Regions from separate parts of the Homo sapiens genome. Here region 1 is linked to region 2. Evidence: chromatin contacts called from ENCODE Hi-C or POLR2A ChIA-PET data. All regions are on one chromosome and are shown on one strand. The core of a region is the stretch at or near the end of the contact, and the rest is flanking DNA. Distances in the headings are between cores, read along the strand shown.

Region 1 (6,272 bases), core at 96-2,595, 180 kb after region 2:
GTCTGCCACTGAGCCTGGCTAATTTTTGTATTTTTTGTAGAGACGGGGTTTCACCATATTGGCCAGGCTGGTCTTGAACTCTTGACCTCAGGTGATCCACCTGCCTCAGCCTCCCAAAGTGCTGGGATTACAGGCGTGAGCCACAACGACGGCCTATTTTTATTTTTATTTATTTATTTTTTAGATGGAATCTTGCTCTGTCGCCCAGGCTGGAGCGCGGTGGCGCAATCTCGGCTCACTGCAACTTGCACCTTCTGGTTCAAGTGATTCTCCTGCCTCAGGCTCCTGCGTAGCTGGGATTACAGGCGCCACTACCACACCCGGCTAATTTTGTGTATTTTTAGTAGAGACAGGGTTTCACCATGTTGGCCAGGCTGGTCTCGAACTCCTGACCTCAAGTGATCTACCTGCCTCAGCCTCCCAAAGTGCTGGGATTACAGGTGCGAGCCACTGAATTCTGCCCTATTTAAATGAAGAGAAGACAGATCCTCGACCACAAAGAGAAAGTGGTTCGCTTCTGTTGCTTACTGTGGGGTTGGCGCTGTGGAACGTCCCAGCCTCCTCTGAATTCATCTGGAAAACGGGTTTAAAAATTCTTACTTCCCTGCCTCCTGCCTCCTCCCTAGAACGGACGTCAGTTGGGATGAATCAGAGCCTCGGTATTTTGGCTCAGCCGTTGTTTTGGCAATAAGAATGATTAAACAGATAGTTTATTTATTTTACTCTCATCTTCTGTACCCACATCTCTGGAAGAGCTGTGTTCATAGGTGTGGAGACAAGTAAAGAGCTTTCTGACGAGTCAGAAGCTGGTCATGGGAAGGAAATGAGGGCATCTCCTAGGTAAAGGAATTTTTATTTTCTCACTGGATTTCTTCTCACTTTAAACTGGTTCTTTTGTGTTCTTACTTGGCTGGGAATGTCTGGAAGTCAGCACTCCAGCTGCTGAACTCCAGAACTCAGAAAAGATGCACATAAATAGACTTTGGTTGCAGCATGAAATATTGGGTTAGACATCAAGAGGGACTTTCTAGTCAATGAGATTGTGTAGGCAGAGGAAGAAATGGAGGAAAATCATAAAACTTTCTACTCTGTGGGAAAGGTAGTTTTCTGGGAGGCACTCCAGCGCCTTTGGGTGAGACCTTGTGCCACGTTCCCGGAGGCCTGGGTGGCAGCAATGAAAGGAGGAAGTGAATGCAGCCCTGATGGCAGGCTACTGAGGACAACGCAGCACTGCTCTCCCATTTTACAGCTGCAGAAACCGAGGCAAGATCCTGCAACAAATATTTACAGAAGGTGTCTGCATGCCAGCCTTATTCTGAGTTCTGAGGACACCGCAGTGAGGGAGGCAGAGTACTAGCAAACAAGGTCATGAATATGGAATGTGATATTGTGCAATGATGGGGCTGGACAAGGAAGTGAGCGGTAGGGAGGGATGGAAGCTGCTGTTGAAAGAATGGTCAGGGAAGGCCTCTTTGGGGCAGGGTCATGTGAGATGAAATGACTCACCCAGGGTCATTTAGACCCCAGATACAATTGAGTCTGCTTCCCTGGCTCCTAGTCAGGGGTTCCTCCAGGGTGTTTTTGGGCCTAAGTAACAGAAAACCCAACTCAAAAAGGCTTACGCCAAGAAAAAAAAGTTTGTCTAAAAAAATCCAAGGGTAGAACTTGTTTCAGGAATGTCTTGATCCAGGATCTCAAATCACATTGCCAAGCCCTGCCCTCTCTTATGTCTCTGCCTCTTCCACAAGGGTTCTAACTCCCAGGCTCCCTGTGGGAGCAGGAAGGTGACAGTGTTTCCAGGCCCACGGCTCCCAGGTTCAAGCTGGCAAGAAAGAGCTGCTCCATCCTCATCCATTTGAACAAAAATGCTGGGCCTGACTCCCTCAGCCAGGTTTGGGTAACAGACCCGCTTTCTGAACCAATGGGAATAGCTAGGGGGATTTTCTGCATGGACTGGGCAGGCTGTGTCCCAGGCCCATCCTGGAGCCCTGGGCTGTGGGAAGGGAGGGAGCATCCCCAGGTGAAGTTTTGACCCTTGTTAGCAAAGGAGGAAGGATGATTCAGGCCGGCCCCAACCTAGCCATGAAAGTGCTGCCTGGCCCCCTCTCTGTACTGTGTCCACATCCATCATTTCCCCCAGGCTTTATTGAGCACCTGCTGTGTGCGTCCATCTCTGTTTCCCAGAGCTTAGACTTCAAGGTATAGGAATTGTTTTGTTTTCATTTTTTTTTATAATCCTCCAAGATCTTCCAGTCTACTTGAAGAAACAAAAGCCACATCCTGTTTTTTATCCTGTCTTTTTGTGGCTTGCTCATGGCATGAATTTTCTAGCTGTCAACAAAGGGAGGGGCGCTTTTGGGCTGGAGGAGTCAAGAGGCCTTCAGGAAAAAGGAGGGCTTTTGATACATTTTCTTTCTTTCCTTCCTTTCTTTCCTTCCTTCCTTTCTTTCTTTTCTTTCTTCTTTCTTCTTTCTTTCTTTTTTTTTTTTTTGAGACAGAGTCTTTCACTGTTACCTGGGCTGGAATGCAGTGGCCTGATCTCAGCTCACTGCAAACTTTGCCTTCTGGGTTCAAGTGATTCTCCTGCATCAGCCTCCCCAGTAGCTGGGATTACAGGTGTCTGCCACCACATCCAGCTAATTTTTTGTATTTTTAGTAGAGATGGGGTTTCACCATGTTGGCCAGGCTGGTCTCGAACTCCTGACCTCGTGATTTGCCCGCCTTGGCCTCCCAAAGTGTTGGGATTACAGGCGTGAGCCGCCACGCCTGGCCCAGTGCATTTTCAAGGGTGGCTTATATCAGGAGAAGGTTGACAGAGGCTAGAACTTGATAGTGCATGCAGGCTATGGTGAGCGGGACACACACCGTGTGATTATGACTTTTTGGGATGTGTGGTTAAAATGTGTGTAGTTCTTGAACCACTGAGGTTTATAAGATTATAAGGCAGGACACAGGCACATGTTTATCTTAGTAGTCAGGTATTTATTCCAAGTTTATGTTAGAAGCAACTATGTTATTAACTTATCAGACCTGGATAACATTGTTCAGGATGAAACTAAAATTAACAAAAAATAAAAGTGGCAGGGAGTCCATTTAAACAAATATCATACATATAGGTGGTAGCAGACATGGCAAAAATGTTGTTATGAGAATGAGTAAGGCTGGGCGCAGTTGCTCACGGCTGTAATCTCAGCACTTTGGGAGGTCAAGACGGGCGGATTGCTTAAGGTCAGGAGTTCGAGACCAGCCTGGCCAACATGGTGAAACCCCATCTCTACTAAAAATACAAACATTAGCCAGGCATGGTGGCGCATGCCTGTAATCTCAGCTACTCGGGAGGTTGAGGCAGGAGAATCACTTGAACCCAGGAGGCGGAGGTTGCAGTGAACAGCGGTCCCGACCCTGCACTCCAGCCTTGGTGACAGAGCAAGACTCCATCTCAAAAAAAAAAAAAAAAAAAAGTAAGTTTTGGGAAATGCTGGTCTAGCCCTCAGATTCTGGAAGCAGAAAGACATGGATTCAAATCTCAGACCCACCCCACATGTACAGTGAAGCTTTGGGCCAGCTGCTTCACCTTTCTAGCCCTCAGTTTTCTGACCAGTAAAATGGGGCTGAGAATGGGATAGGAGCAGTCTCACGGGAGATGTTCAGGAATCTCTGAGATGTGGTTATGTGAAATGCCTCTTCTCCAAGGGGACATTCAGTAAGTTAACTCTCCATAATCTGGATTATTTTTCCCAGGAAAGAAAGAAAAAAAAAAAAGGCCGTCCAGCTACATGTGCAGGAAGTGCAAGGGCCAGAGGTGGGAAGGAATGTGGCAGGTTAGGGAGACTGCTGCAGTGGGGTGGGGTGGTCCCTGCAGGAGAGAGCAGGGATGGTGTTGTGTCAGGGAGGAGAGGATTTGCAATTTTACAGGAAACCTATGGAGTAAATAAGCCTCCTCTGGGACTACATGTGGTACCTTGGAGGACGGGCTTACCTGTTTCACCCAAATCTCTTTTTGCTCCCAGCAGACCTCTGAGCGCCACTGTCCACCGCAGCCTGGGGCTGGGCTCATCTCTCCCCCATCCAGAGCTTTCTGTGCAGACAGATTCTGGTGAACCTGGGTTGGGCTCCATAGATTTAATCTATGTTGTTTATCTTTTAAACACCATTAACCACAAATTAGCTGATTCTTTTGTGGCTATAAATTAATAGATTCCATTAGTGAACAGCAAATTACAGGATGATTACTTTTCCTCCCTGAACTTGGAGCTTTTTTTTATAGCTTTTTGAGAGGGTTTGGTTCTGTCCTCTTCCTGCTGCCGCTTTCCTATCTAGGTTCTTTGTTCATTGGACCAAATCTTCTGAATGGCCCGGGAGGCTGAGAGTGGGTGACATGGACTATCTTTGTAATGAGGTTATAAGCCTGTTCGCTTTGCAGAAGCAAAACTGACTGGAGGTTTGTTTTCAAGAGAATTTTTGTTTCAATCACAGACCAAACCAGCAAAGTTGCCACCTCCTTTTACTCCTGCGTATAACATAAACACATCGTATTTGCTTTTTCTTCCATAGCTTTGTTACTTCTGAGGCCTCATTCTGGTAAATACTGGATAATCTTTTCTTTCTATCCATCTGTCTATCCATCCATCGATTCCCTTATCCATCCATCCTCCTCTATCCATCTGTCCACCCATCCATTCATCTACCCTTCCTCCCTCCCTCCCTTCTTTCCTTCCTTCCTTCCTTCCACCTGTTCCTGTTCCTTCATCCTCCCATTAAGACACAGCTGCCCCTACAAAGCTCAGCTGAGGGTCTGGCTGGAGCTGCCAGGAGGGGCACTGATCCCACTACATCCATCTGCCACGTCCTAAAGCATTCGGGTAGTGACATCGGGCTAATTTTTGGAACCCGTAGCTGCACACCTGTTATAGGATGGCAACCAATGTGCTCTCAGGTGCTAGGCAGGTAACTTAAACAACTAGGTAGGTAGGCAAAAATAAGTCTCAGGGCTTCAGTGAACTGTGGGGTTCAAACCACTCCTAAGACTTTCTAATTCAAATAAAAAATAATTTTTTTTTTTGTTTTTGAGAAAGGGTCTCACTTTGTTGCCCAGGCAGGAGTGCAGTGGCATGATCATGGTTCACAGCAGCCTTTGTCACCTGGGCTCAAGTGATTCTCTCACCTCAGCCTCTTGAGTAGCTGGGACCACAGGTATGAACCACCAAGCTCAGCTAATTTTTGTATTTTTTGTAGAGACGGTTTCACCATGTTGCCCAGGCTGGTCTCAAACTCCTGAGCTCAAGCAATCTGCCCATCTCAGCCTCCCAAAGTGCTGGGATTACAGTTGTGAGCCACTGCTTTCAGCCAAAATGCAGTATCTTTAGAGTTTGGGGTTGGGTTTGTGACTTTTGACATATCAATCAGAATTCTTTAGTTGCAAGCAACAGAAATGGACTCTTCTAGGCTGAATAATGCCTCCCCCACCCCCACCAAAGATGTCTATGATCTCATTCCTAGAACCTGTGAATCTTACCTTACAAAGGGACTTTGCCGATATGGTCAAGTTAAGGATTTTGAGATGAGGAGATTATCCTGGATTATTAAGGTGGGCCCACGGAATCGCAAGGGTCCTTGCGAAGGGGAGGCAGGAGGGTCAGTCCAGAGTAGGAGATGTGCTGGAGGCAAGGAAGGAGCCAGGAGCCAGGGAAAGCAGGCGGCCTTTGGAAGCCGGGAGAGGCAAGGAAACAGATTCTCTCCACTGTTTTCAGCAAGAACGCAGCCCTACTGATGTTTGACTTGAGTCTAGTGAGGTTGATTTTGTCCTTCAGACCTCCAGAACTGTAGGAGAATACATTTGTGTTGTTTTGAGCCACAGAGTTAGTAGTAATTTGTTCCCACACCAATAGGAAACCAATACACTAGCAAAAAAGGAATTTTTTTTTTTTTTTAAGACAGAGTCTCACTCTGTTGCTGAGGCTGGAGTGCAGTGGCATGATCTTGGCTCACTGCTACTTCTGCCTCCCAGGTTCAAGCGATTCTCCTGCTTTGGTCTCCTGAGTAGCTGGGACTACAGGTGTATGCCACCACGCCCAGCTAATTTTTGTATTTTTAGTAGAGACGAGGTTTCACCATGTTGGCCAGGATGGTCTCAAACTCCTGACCTTAAACTCCTGATCTGCCTACCTCAGCCTCCCAAAGTGCTGGGATTACAGGCATGAGCCACCGTGCCTGGCTGAAAAAAGAAATTTATTAAGAGAACTTGTAGTAGCCTCTAACTCCAACTAAAAACA
Region 2 (6,561 bases), core at 3,544-6,043:
GGTTCATTAAGATCAATGGCAAGGTCCGTACTGATATAACCTACTCTGCTGGATTCATGGATGTCAACAGCATTGACAAGTCGGGAGAGAATTTCCGTCTGATCTATGACACCAAGGGTCGCTTTGCTGTACATCGTATTACACCTGAGGAGGCCAAGTACAAGTTTGTGCAAACTGAGAAAAATCTTTGTGGGCACAAAAGGAATCCTTCAAATATATATATATGTGTGTGTGTGTGTATATATGTATATATATTTATATATATGTGTGTATACATATGCATATATATTTATGTGTGTATATATGTATATATATTTATATATATGTATGTGTGTATATATATTTTTTTCCCAAAGGAAAAAGAAGACGTGAGCCACCGTGCCCAGCCTCCACAATTGTATTATACATATATCAAAACATGTTGTACACTGTAAATATACATAACTTTTATTTGTCAGTTTCAGCTTAACAAAACTAGAGGAAAAGGCTAGTAGAGAACAAAACGAGATACGGGCATAGATAATAATGCAGAAGAATGGACAAGTATATTGCCAGGTGGTAGATTTATATAAAATTGCAAAGAATAAGATCCTCGTTATAAAAGCTGTATGTGAGGCCAGGCGTGGTGGCTCACGCCTGTAATCCCAGCACTTTGGGAGGCCGAGGTGGGTGGATCACCTGAGGTCAGGAGTTCAAGACCAGCCTGGCCAATATGGTGAACCCTCATCTCTACTACAAAATACAAAAATTAGCCGGATGTGGTGGCGGGCACCTGTAATCTCAGCTACTAGAGGGGGCTGAGGCAGGAGAATCACTTGAACTCGGGAAGTGGAGGTTGCAGTGAGCCGAGATGATGCCACCGCACTCCAGCCAGGGTGACAGAGCGAGACTCTACCTCAAAAAAAAAAAAGCTGCATGCAGATATATGTACTTAAATATATAGAAAAGGGACTCACAGGATATTTACCATGTTTCCTTCTGGGGAGAAGCGAGGCAATTCCTACTTGTTGGTATGGGAAGAGCACCTACCAGGGCAGAGTCTGAGAGAAATATCCTATTAACCTCAGGAATAATGTTCAATTCTGGGAAAAAGCCAGGAAGATGGACATTTATGTGTTCCATGGCAATACACGTATACATATTTTAAGAGTATTTTATAACCAAAATGTACGTATGCCTTCCTGGATTTTAAAAATACATTAATACCAAAAGCTAACAAAGTTATCAAGTGGAAAAAAATGCAAGTCTCTGTCTTTACCCACCCACCACTCACCTGCCTTCCCCACTTCCAGGCAGCCACCATAAACAATGTTCCCTTAGATGTGGAATTGTTCCTTTGTAAGTAAATATTGTTGTTAAGAGAAAATGCTAATAGCAAGGGTTTTCTGCAGCGAATTTTGATGGCTATGCATTGGGTGTGGTCACGGGAGGAGAAAGAAATTAAACCATCCCTCCAATGGAGGGGGAAAAAAGGAAAGAAAGGAAGAAAGGAAAGAGAAGACGATGACCCACAAAATGAGTACCTCTGAGTCTGATCCGAAACCCTTCTACACATAGTGTACAGGCACAACAGTTGACCACCAGGCCTTAATTATTATTATTATTATTTTTTTTTTTTTTAAAGCAGAGTTTCGCCCTTGTTACCCAGGCTGGAGTACAATGGCACAATAGCGGCTCACCGCAACCTCTGCCTCCCAGATTCAAGCGATTCTCCTGCCTCAGCCTCCCGAGTAGCTGGGATTACAAGCATGTGCCACCACGCCCGGCTAATTTTGTATTTCTAGTAGAGACATGGTTTCTCCATGTAGGCCAGGCTGGTCTCGAACTCCCGACCTCAAGTGATCTGCCCGCCTCGGCCTCCCAAAGTGCTGGGATTACAGGAATGAGCCACTGCACCCGGCCAATTTTTATTATTTTAAAATTGTATGTAAAGATGGAGACTCACTATGTTGCCCAGGTTGAACTCCTGGGTTCAAGCATTCTTCCTGCCTGCCTAGGCCTCCCAAGTGCTGGGATTACAAGTGGGAGCTACTGCACCCAACCCTGCCCTTTAAATAATATTGATGTTAATTAGAATAAGAGCAGCAGCTATTGTGCTTGATCCTGTTTCTTTTTCTTTCTTTTTCTTCTTCTTCTTTTTTTTTTTTTTTTTTTGAGACAGAGTCTCCCTCTATTGTCCAGGTTGGAGTGCAGTGGCACGATCTCTGCTCACTGCAACCTCCGCCTCCTGGGTTCAAGTTATTCTCCTGCCTCAACCTCTGGATTAGCTGGGATTACAGACGTGCCTCATGCCCGGCTAATTTTTGTATTTTTAGTGGAGACGGGGTTTCACCATGTTTGCCAGGCTGGTGTTGAACCCCTGACCTCAAGTGATCCACCTGCCTGGGCCTCCCAAAGTGCTGAGATTACAGGTGTAAGCCACCATGCCTGGCCCTTTTTCTTTTTTATAAATTGAGACAGGGTCTCGCTTTGTCACCCAGGCTGGAGTGCAGTGGCACAAACTCTGCTTGCTACAGCCTCAACCTCCTGGGTTTGAGCAATCCTCCTGCCTCAGCCTCTCGTGTAGCTGGGACCACAGGCACATGCCACCATGGCTGGTTAATTTTTAAATTTCCTGTAAAGACGGGGTCTTGTAGAGAACAGCCTAGGCTGGTCTGGAACTCTTGGGCTCAATCAATCCTCCTGCCTCAGCCTCTCAAAGCGCTTGGATTACAGACGTAAGCCACTGTGCCTGGCCTACCCATGGGGGTCCCAACTGCCACATTTTCTGCCGCTTGGGTTCACCCATCCCTCTCCTCCACCCGTCCCTCCTTTCTCAGTATTGTAAAACACACCCCGACCTCATATCATTTTACCCAGAAATATATCAGTGTCCATCTAAGCAGATAAAGGCGTTCTTGCTTGTTTGTTTTTCTAACGCCCAGTGTGATCGTCACTCCCAGTACACGTTAATAAAAATTTCTGGGCTGGGTGCAGTGGCTTGTGCCTGTAATCTTAGCACTTTGGGAGGCCAAGACAGGGGAATGGCTTGAGGCAAGGAATTTGAGACCAGCCTGGACAACAGAGTGAGACCCCCATCTCCACACACACACACACACACACACACACACACACAAATTAGCGCGGCGTGGTGGTGGAAGGCTGTGGTCTCAGTTACTTGGGAGGCTGAGGTGGGAGGATTGCTTGAGCCCAGGAGGTTGAGGCTGCAGTGAGCCATGATTGTGCCACTGCACTCCAGCCTGAGTGACAGAGTGAGACCCTATCTCAAAATAAATAAATAAGCCAGGCACTTATTAATTCTGTGACTCCCATCTGTAATCATAGCACTTGGGGAGGCTGAGACAGGAAAATTGCTCAAACCTGAGAGGGGGAGGTTGCAGTGAGCAGAGATCATGCCACTGCACTCCAGCCCGGGCAACAGAGTGAGTGAGACTTCATCTCAAAAAATAATAATAATAAATGAATAATAATTTCTTACCATCTAACAACAGGTCCCCTTTTCAATTCTGTGCTTTTAAATGAGACCAGAGGAAGAGCTGGAAAGCTTTGGAAACTTGCCAAACATTGTAAAGCACTTAAATGAATGTCTTCAAGGGCTGTGCTCAAAGTGTGATCCCCAGGCAGGGCCACCAAACCACCCTGGAGCTTGCTAGAAATGCAAAATCCCAGGCCCAGGGCCCCAGATCCAGTGGAACTGAACTACCGCTGGACCAAAACCAATGGATCATTAAAGTTTAAGGTTGGCTATCTCCACTGTGTGGAAGGCAGTGGCTGGTCCTCTCTGAATTAATCTACTTTTTCTTGAGGCCTGGATCTTGCTGGTTGATAGCAGCTTCACTGAGTCTTCCCACCAGCAGTGAGAGCCTGCCATGTGTTAAACATCAACCAGGCCTATGGGGACAGTTGAGGTCACTGCCGTTGACAGGCTCCTATTCTAGTGCAAGATACAGACAAGAAGCTAATAAATGATAAAGAAATAGAGTAATCCCAGGTTGTGATTATTAACATATGAGTTGTGCGAGGCCTCCCCAACAAGCCTATTGAAATTGCACCAGCAGAGCCAGGTGCGGTGGCTCACACCCGTAATCCCTGCACTTCAGGAGGCTGAGGTGGGCGGATCACCTAAGGTCAGGAGTTGGAGAACAGCTGGCCAACATGGTGAAACTCCGTCTCTACTAAAAGTACAAATATTAGCTGGGAATAGTAGCACCTGCCTGTAATCTCAGCTACTAGGGAGACTGAGGCATGAGAATCTTTTGAACCTGGGAGGTGGAGGTTGCAGTGAGCCGAGATCGCACCACTGCACTCTAGCCTGGTTGACAGAGCAAGCAAGACTCAGTCTCAAAAAAAAAAAGAAAAGAAAAGAAAAAGAAATGGTTCCAGCGCCTAAGGTGTCCTCCCCCTCTGGCTTTACTTTGCCCTGTGGCCCTGTTTCCAGATGCTGGGCCATGCATCTTACTACTTATTTGCTCATTGCTTTTCTCCCAGGCCAGGAAGTAATCATCACACACAGACTGCCATATACCCACCCTTAGGACACAGAAGGAGTAGGAGAAATACTTGTTGAATGAAAGCTACTATGACTTTTCAAACAATGAGAGTGCCTAAAAGTGATCAATACCTGATTAGCGATTGTTTTTTAATACATCTGATTCCTACCCATGGGAAGAGTTCCTATGTGGAATGAGGCTACAATTCTTTCACTGAAAATAAATTGCACCCTATCCTGGGTGCTGCTCCAACCTCACCTCAGGGCTGGGAGCCTGGTGCTGCCACACCCTTGCCCTGAGCAGAAGAATCCGGAAGAAGCCTTTGGCCAGAGCCGCAGGTGAGTCATTTGAGGACTCTATGCCCTTGTGGCCATCCTTCGGTCACCTGTCTGGAATTTTATTTTTTTTAGCCCCCGGGCTCTGCACCAAAGAGCTGGCTTTTTTTGTTGTTGTTCCAGCTATACCTAAAAGGGACCAGCCTCATTCATATAAAGATCTCAGATCTCTCAAAAGGCATCTACAAATTAAGAGTAATTCTGCTCAAAATTAAAGGAAAAACATTTTTTTGGCGGAGGAGGGAATTGTGTAGAGTTGAAGAAATCCAAGAGATTGTAAAGTTCTTGTGGAGGGTGGAGTCAGTGAGAGGAGGCAGAGAAACAAGGCGAAGGCCTTTGCGCTCCATCTGGTATCTGTGTCCAATAGATGGTTTCACCCACAGCATGGCAGAGTCCAGCAAGGATCCAAGAATATGCAGGAATCAGGGAAATGATGAAGACAGCACTTTAAATGGGAGGGATTTTTAAGTAAATGCTATTAGGCCAATCAACTGGAAGTCTATTCATTTGCAAACAGTAACATGAGGCTTCCTCCTCAAACCCCAAACACATATACACGCACATTCCACAGTTCCACACGGGCTCAAGACCCAAACCAAAAAAACAAATTCTATGAGAATGCTTGATACAAGACTAATAAAAAGAAGACTGGGCCAGGTGCGGTGGTGGCTCATGCCCATAATACCAACACCTTGGGAGGCCTAGGCAGGAGGATCACTTAAGGCCAGGAGTTTGAGACCAGCCTGGGCAGCACGGTGAGACCCCCGTCACTACAAAAAATACAAAAATTAGCTGGGTGTGCTCGCATGCTCCTGTGGTCCCAGCTACTCACCGGGCTGAGGTGGGAGGATCGCTTGAGCCCAGGAAATGGAGGCTGCAGTGAGCCCCGATTGAGTGATTGAACCTGGGTGACAGAGCATGACCCCGTCTCAAAAAAGAAAAAAAAAAAGAAACTACACTTTCAGGGATAATTTCTATAGTTGGTTACTAGAGAAGTTTCTTTAAATATGTAGAGCACCATTTAAACAGAATAATAAAAAGGCTGTGAGCAGTGGCTCATGCCTGTAATCCCAGCACTTTGGGAGGCCGAGGTGGGCAAATCGCTTGAGGCCAGGAGTTCGAGACCAGCCTGGCCAACATGGCAAAACCCCATCTCTATGAAAAATCCAAAAATTAAGCCGGGTGTGGTAGCTCATGCCTGTAATCTCAGCACTTTGGGAGGCCAAGGCAGACAGATCACCTGAGGTTGGGAGTTCAAGACCAGCCTGGCCAAAATGGTGAAACCTCGTCTCTACTAAAAATACAAAAATTAGCCAGGTGTGGTGGTGCATGTCTGTAATCACAGCTACTCAGGAGGCTGAGGCAGGAGAATTGCTTGAACCTGGGACGCGGAGGTTGCAGTGAGCTGAGATTGTGCCACTGCACTCCAGCCTGGGTGACAGAGCAAGACTCTGTCTCAAAAAAAAAAAAAAAAAAAAAGAGAAAGAAAAATACAAAAATTAGCCGGACTTGGTGGTCCACACCTGTAATCTCAGCTGCTCGGAGGCTGAAGCGGGAGAATCACTTGGACCAGACCCTGGAGACAGAGGTTGCAGCGAGCAGAGATTGCATCACTGCACTCTAGCCTGGGCAACAGAGTGAGACTCCATTTTAAAATAATAAGAAGAAGAAGAAGAAGAAAAAGAGAAAGAACACTAAAAAGATAGTGCAATGGTAACATGAGCAAAGAGCTTAAA

Evidence for each region. A loop is a pair of places that touch in the nucleus more often than their neighbours do. ChIA-PET counts read pairs that join two places held with the same protein, here RNA polymerase II (POLR2A). Pooled maps may share reads with other maps.
Region 1: a loop to region 2 is called in a map of HCT116, with 3 times the contacts of the local background. The contact joins two enhancer-like sites. A Hi-C loop is called at or near these places in 1 of 168 maps with a recorded cell type or tissue (HCT116) and 1 of 50 pooled maps. POLR2A ChIA-PET finds 5 or more read pairs at or near these places in 3 of 52 experiments (A673, OCI-LY7 and PC-9).

Annotation. Positions count from the first base shown.
Region 1 is chr20:56,787,091-56,793,362 of GRCh38, forward strand. No RefSeq gene overlaps it. Among named protein-coding and RNA genes, the nearest start is that of TFAP2C, 160 kb to the left of the region's middle. RefSeq lists enhancers at 1,271-2,030, 2,031-2,789. Within about 2 kb of position 1,346, at least 10 of the 41 ENCODE cell types and tissues checked have a DNase peak (open chromatin) inside an H3K27ac peak, as active enhancers do; they include HCT116 and PC-9, where a contact is called at or near this core.
Region 2 is chr20:56,601,903-56,608,463 of GRCh38, forward strand. It overlaps the pseudogene RPS4XP3. Among named protein-coding and RNA genes, the nearest start is that of TFAP2C, 24 kb to the right of the region's middle. RefSeq lists an enhancer at 4,373-5,572. Within about 2 kb of position 4,794, at least 5 of the 41 ENCODE cell types and tissues checked have a DNase peak (open chromatin) inside an H3K27ac peak, as active enhancers do; they include HCT116 and PC-9, where a contact is called at or near this core.